Regions from separate parts of the Homo sapiens genome. Here region 2 is linked to region 1. Evidence: chromatin contacts called from ENCODE Hi-C data. All regions are on one chromosome and are shown on one strand. Each heading gives the region's core, a stretch centred on a gene start or an enhancer-like site at or near the end of the contact. The rest is flanking DNA. Distances are from core to core; before and after follow the strand shown. Region 1 overlaps DCUN1D3 (defective in cullin neddylation 1 domain containing 3). Region 2 has its middle 65 kb from the start of NPIPB3.

Evidence for each region. A loop is a pair of places that touch in the nucleus more often than their neighbours do. Pooled maps may share reads with other maps.
Region 2: a loop to region 1 is called in a map with no recorded cell type, with 13 times the contacts of the local background. The contact joins two enhancer-like sites. A Hi-C loop is called at or near these places in 4 of 37 single-sample maps with no recorded cell type and 3 of 50 pooled maps.

The regions. Positions count from the first base shown.
Region 1 is chr16:20,873,065-20,876,377 of GRCh38, forward strand. All of the region lies in intron 1 of DCUN1D3 (defective in cullin neddylation 1 domain containing 3), which reads right to left. Among named protein-coding and RNA genes, the nearest start is that of DCUN1D3, 26 kb to the right of the region's middle. RefSeq lists enhancers at 1,299-1,398, 1,649-1,868 and a silencer at 2,515-2,594. Within about 2 kb of position 1,932, at least 8 of the 41 ENCODE cell types and tissues checked have a DNase peak (open chromatin) inside an H3K27ac peak, as active enhancers do.
Region 2 is chr16:21,358,939-21,362,142 of GRCh38, forward strand. It overlaps the pseudogene SNX29P1. Among named protein-coding and RNA genes, the nearest start is that of NPIPB3, 65 kb to the right of the region's middle. RefSeq lists enhancers at 523-1,162, 799-898, 1,163-1,801 and silencers at 670-964, 1,529-1,598. Within about 2 kb of position 1,792, at least 6 of the 41 ENCODE cell types and tissues checked have a DNase peak (open chromatin) inside an H3K27ac peak, as active enhancers do.

The sequences.
Region 1 (3,313 bases), core at 682-3,181:
TGAGGAAGACTGTGCCACTGCACTCCAGCCTGGGCTACAGAGCGAGACTCTGTCTCAAAAAAAAAAAAAAAAACAACTAACCAATCCAATGATCCAGTGATTCTGGCTCCAGGGATTTTAAGGAAGTGTTTTTAAATGATGGGGGAATGGGGAGAAAAGCAGCTTAATCCTAAAGACATCTTTCACTTATATCTAAATTTCCTCAATTTATTCTTTCAAAAGAAGATCAACTTCCTCCTCACACTCCCTCCAAGGAAAAGAAGAGGACAAAGATGATGACCATCTTAAGGTCTAATGAGTAACAGTCCCCTTATCAAAGGTTTAACATCAGGGGTAGAAGGGTCTGGCCCATGGATTGAGTGATTCACATTCCCAGGGAGCAAGAGGCTCATTCAAAAGAGAAATGTGGAATGCCTGGAAATGGTCAATGGGCTGGATTTAGTGTGAAGACTAACATGGGCTGTCAAGCTGCAGACTGGGTCAAAGGACAGATTTGTAGCAGACGTGTCTGCCTTCCCAGCATCCAGGCTCTTCATCAGGTGATTACCCAATTTTCACCAGCAGATCCTTTTCCCTCGCTCTCGGCCATATGGCTGGGTGGGGTTCATAAAGAACTATGGGACTCAGCCCCACCAAGGCCTCACATGCCCCTGGCTTTAATGACTGGACCCAGGATATGCCCATGACAAGCCAGCCAGACAGAATCTCAACCCTGAAAATACAGGAGGCTGGAGATGCTACCAGAAAGAGCTACCAGAGAAAATAAGAATGCCTAGGGGGTCACTGTGAGGATTAAATGGTCCCTGTTTATCACATGGGGCTCAGCTCAAATGCATGTAGAACCCAAAAATGAAATCACCAAGTGGAAAGCAGTATGAAGAGACAAAGGGAAACTGAATTTTGAAGGCATTATTTACACCCTGAATCCAACTGTTCCTAGAGTCAAGATCAAAGCCTGAACTTCACAGGTGTGAGCCAACAAACTCTCCTTTGCATAAGTTAGATATCAGGTTTTCTATCACAACTGAAAGAGTCCCTACCAAGACACAGCTATGTCACTCAGATCTCTTCTATTCAGAGAGCAAAGAGAGAGAAGATCTAATTGCCAGATGTTCTGATTCATGGTTCAGAACCAACTGACTAGGCCACAATTTCTAGTCGAATATATCATAGGACCCTTAGCTGAACAACAGGACCAATGATCCCAAGTTCATGAAAGCTGTCAAATTCCATTATAACTACGTGGACCAGTAGGATGCTATTTAAAAGATGGTATGACTAACTGGCTACAAGAATCTTTCCAATTGCAATTTTTACACCGTTAGACCTCCTTCAAGTAGATATGCCACAGAATACTTCAGGAGCTTTATTCTATTGTGTACATATTTGCTGTCATCATCTTGTTCCCAAAGAGGAACCCCGTCCCAGCATTCAGACACCATGTGAAAGGCTGAAAGCAAAAATCTCTCAGAAGTCTTTCTCTGTACAATAACATGATCAACCTTCCAGCTGAAACAGGTATTTGATCTAAACCATATCCCATGAAACTGAAAGCCCAAATCTAACCTGAACTTGGCTACCCTCTTGGTTTCAATTCCTATCACTGAGACAATTTCTCTTTGATTTTACATGCCGAAGAGCCTATTAAGAAAGTGTTTAAGTTTCAAAGACTGACAGGAAATGCTCATGTTTGCACATCTTTATTTGAATACGTTCTCTGCAGGTTGAAACTTGAGGCCCCAAGGTTTAGGCTTTGATTTTTTTTTTTAAGTTACTTATTTTCACAAATGCTCATGTAGCATGAGGCCCCAGAGTACATTAACATGTGCAAAGATAAGCAGGTAATTAAAAATGGAGCTCTATACCTGTTGGAAGGCACTGTGGTACTGCAAGCTTTGCAAAGTAAGACATCTGATGATTCGTTCCTGCCCACTTCCCACCCACATGACCTGCCAAAATTGCTGCCACCTAATGGCCACCACAATGCTGTCTATTAAAACCCTGCCCTAGCAGCTATGCCCTATTTTAAGAAACAACATAAAAAATTTATAAAATAAAGCAGCAGCACCATAAGTTCTTTCAGTCATCAATAAGTCTGAAGACTCAAAGACAACTATGGCCCCAGAATAAACTGCGTGCGCTCATGCACACACACACACACACACACACACACACACACACACACACACACAAATGTTGCATCCAACAATAGGGGGTCCATGAAATTACATGCAACTTTTCTGAATTGCGTTCAGTGTCTTGACTGTTCTGCAACCAACATTCAATTCTCTCACTCAAAAACCAGTTGCACAGATATTGCAGCTCCTTCAGCTGCTCCAGTATAGTCATGTGCCTTCCAGGAGGGAAAGTACATGCATTGGATGCAAAATGACTAGGTTTGTACAGCCCAGCTCTACCAACTCTCTAGCTCACACTTAACCATATTCCATCTCAGTCTTCTCAGTTGAAAACGGGAACTAAAACAAATCACTGTGAACTAAATGACTATATGCAGAAGAATAAAACTAGATCCCCTCTCTCACACTATATACAAAAATCAAATCAAAGTGGATTGAAGATTTAAATATAAGACATGAAACTATGAAACTACTAGAAGAAAACACTGGGGAAATGATCTAGGACACTGGTCTGGGCAAAGATTTTTTGTGTAAGACCTTAAAAGCACAGGCAACCAAAGCAAAAAGAGACAAATGGGGTTATATCAAGCTAAAAAGCTTCTACACAGCAAAGTAAACAATCAACAATGTGAAGAGACAATCCACAGAATGGGAAAAAAAATCTGCAAACTATCCATCTGACGAGGGATTAACAGCCAGAATATATAAGGAGCTCAAACAACTTAATAGCAAAATAATAATAATAATAATCTGATTTTTATTTTATTTATTTATTTTTTTTGAGACAGAGTCTCACTCTGTCACCCACGCTGGAGTGCAGTGGCATGATCTCGGCTCACTGCAACCAATCACCTCCGAGGTTCAAGTGATTCTCTTGCCTTAGCCTCTCGAGTAGCTGGGATTACAGGCGCATGCCACCAGGCCCAGCTCATTTTTGTATTTTCAGTAGAGACAGTGTTTCACCATGTTGGCCAGGCTGGTCTCAAACTCCTGACCTCAGGTGATCCGCCTGCCTCAGCCTCCCAAAGTGCTGGGATTACAGGCTCGAGCCACTGTGCCCGACTCTAATCTGATTTTTAAATGGGCAAAAGATCTGAATAGATGTTTCTCAAAAGGAGACATGAAAATAGCCAGCAGGTATACGAAAAAATGCTCAACATCACTAATCATCACAG
Region 2 (3,204 bases), core at 542-3,041, 490 kb after region 1:
TCACGAGGTCAGGAGATCGAGACCATGCTGGCTAACACAGTGAAACCCCATCTCTACTAAAAATACAAAAAATTAGCTGGGCATGGTGGCGGGCGCCTGTAGTCCCAGCTACTCGGAAGGCTGAGGCAGGAGAATGGCTTGAACCCGGGAGGCAGAGCTTGCAGTGAGCTGAGATCGCGGCACTGCACTCCAGCCTGGGCGACAGAGCGAGACTCCCTCTCAAAAAAAAAAAAATTTACAACTATATAAAGTTTACACTGCAAATATTAATATTCTTCCTCTCATATTTTGATAAATCAAAAGATAATTGTTCTTGAATTGGGAAGCTTTTTAAAAAATCACATTCAATCTAAGAAAAATGATTATAAATGTGCTAGTTAAAAAAATGTTTAGCGTGCTTCTCAGGGCTTTTCATCTAGATCAGGAAAATTAGGATTATCCGTGTCACTTGGGCATTAGAGTGAAGTTTCCCTGCTTTTCATCTAGATCAGGAAAATTAGGATTATCCGTGTCACTTGGGCATTAGAATGAAGTTTTCCTGAGAACTGCAGTCAGGTTTTTGGCATGGCTGGCCTTCTGTTGGTCATATGTTAGGCATGGAATGGAAGATGGCTCGATGTTTGCTGCGGCTGTCCATGCCCCTCTACGCCATCCACAAGCCTCTGACCGAGTTATCCGTGCATGCATTTGAGCGTTTCTTGCAGGAGAGGCCGGGGCCAAAGGAACGCTTCAGTTGCGCTGGGCTGTGCCAAGGGGCCTCAGCAGGAGCAACCCTTGGGGGCCAGAGCCCAGGCTCTTCCAGCAACAGGAAGGACCTTTCTTCCCTCTGCAGCACCTGTCGAACAAAACATGCTGGACTCCCTCATTCATTCCCGGCAGAGAAGCACTCCCCTCACCCCCCACAGAGCCCTGCTATGCCGGGCACTCAGACCAGCCAGAGGTGGGGGAGCCTGTGAGTAAAGTGGAGAATTGGAGGTGTGGTGCCACCCTGACCACAGCACCTTTCTTCTCCCTGAGGCCACCTCCTCAAATACTCTTCTTGGCCACAGATGAGGGCCCAGCTGTGGTTGGCAGATCTTTTGGGAGATAACTGGATGTGTGGGGGTGGGAGAGTTGCCATGGGTCCCAGTCTCAGGGCGGCCGCTCCCTCAGTGTCTGTCGTCTTGGGATGCGGCAGTGTCGCTTCCTCGTGCTTCAGTGCCCTCTTCACTGCGGTGGGGTGGCAGCAGCACCTGCTCAGGAAGTTGGTGGGCTTTGCTGGGTGCACACGGCCCACGTGGCACTCACCAGCCTCTGGGCTGCCCTTGGCAGGTGCCGTCCACACTCCAGCACTCAGGGAGGGGCGGTGCAAATCCTCAAAAACTGACCACACAGGCACTGGCACCCAGGTGGTGAGTAGGCAGGCTGTGGTCTGCAGACAGAAGCTTTACCCTGTATACGTACGAGGAGTAACAGCTGCTCATTTGAGTGAAGTCACTGGACTGCGGCCCTTAGAGCCTCCTGACGCGGAGGTGGGCCTTTCACTTCTGCCTTTTGCATGTGTGGAATGTGTGTGTGTGTGTGTGTGTGTGTGTGTGTGTGTGTGTGATTTTAGAGATACTGTTTTAAAACTGTGTACTCAAAGCATTAGTTAATTAACTAGGAAGTTTTGTCTTGTGAAAATGATGACCAGGACTGAACCTTTTAAAACAGATCATCTGAACCTCATCGCTGTAAAGCAATCTGGACTACAAAGTTCATTCTTTCACGTGAATTAAATGGTTTGGTAAAGAAATACTGAGCGTAACATGGACGTGCTCTAGTGATCTTAGGGAGCTGTGAGCTCGTGCAGTCTTGGGTGGGAGTTGGCATTGTTTATGTTCTTTTTTAAATTTTTTAAAAATGTTTTTAATTTTTATATTTTTGAGATGGAGTCTTGCTCTGTTGCCCAGCCTGGAGTGCAATGGCACCTTCTTGGCTCAATGCAACCTCCGCTTCCTGGGTTCAGGTGATTCTCCTGCCTCAGCCTCCCGAGTAGCTGGGATTACAGGTGCCCACCACCATGCCCGGCTAATTTGTGTATTTTTAGTAGAGACAGGTTTCACCATGTTGGCCAGGCTGGTCTCGAACTCCTGACCTTGTGATCTGCTCACTTCGGCCTTCCAAAGTGCTGGGATTATAGGTGTGAGCCACTGTGCCTGGCCTTGGTACTTGTGATATTTTGATACATGCCTAGAATGTGTAATGACTTTGAACAGATGTTTGCTTTTTTTTTTTCTTTCTTTGAGCAGTCTCCCGGGGCTAGGGTAAGTTCAGAGAGGCTCCTAGATCTTTGTTTCTTGTTTATTTCACCAGTTACTCATTTTCAGAAATGAATCAAAGATCTAGGAGCCTGAGCCTACTCTAGCCCCCGGAGACTGCCCAAAGAAAGAAAAAAAGAAGCAAAGATCTGTTGAAAGTCATTACACATTCTAGGCATGTATCAAAGTACCACAGGTACCCTATAAATATGTACAAATATTATGTATCAATAAAATAATTTTAATAATTTTTTTTAAAAAAAAGATCTGTTGGAGCCAGGCATGGTGACTCACATTTAGAATTGCTTGAACCCGGGAGGCGGAGGTTGCAGTGAGCTGAGATCGTGCCACTGCACTCCAGCCTGGGTGACAGAGAGAGACTCCGTCTCACCAAAAAAAAAAAAAAAAAAAAAAAAAAGGATTCCTGTCCCTGTTGAATTTTCTGCCATGCTTCTGTGCTCCTTCAACAGCCAGGGACGGAGGGATCCAGTCTGAGAAAAGCCAGCATCAGGGACTACTTCAGTCCTCATAGAAATCACTGCCAATGGCTTTGGCTACCTCCTGTGTCCTGGATTATGTCTCTGCAGCTTCCCGTCTCCCGGACGCCTCCCTGAGTCCCTGTGTATGAGTGACTTAGTGTTACAGGCTGGGTGAGGAGCTTTGCAGGGATTTAGCTTTTCTCAGGGCCACCTGCCCTCAGGCTTCCTGGGCCCTCATACTTCTTCTTGTTTATATCTTATCTGCCTTTGGGGGAATGACCTTAGAGGAATTGGTGTGAGTAAGCCATGAGGTTCTTGGTCCACTTCCATCCAGCCAAGGGCAGCTGGCAGCTGGGCACTTACATCCAGCAAGGCAGAAGCAACCCTGGCTTTGAAGTCAGACTGCTAGGGTGAGTCTGAATGGCCTCGGGGAAAGTTCCCTCTGA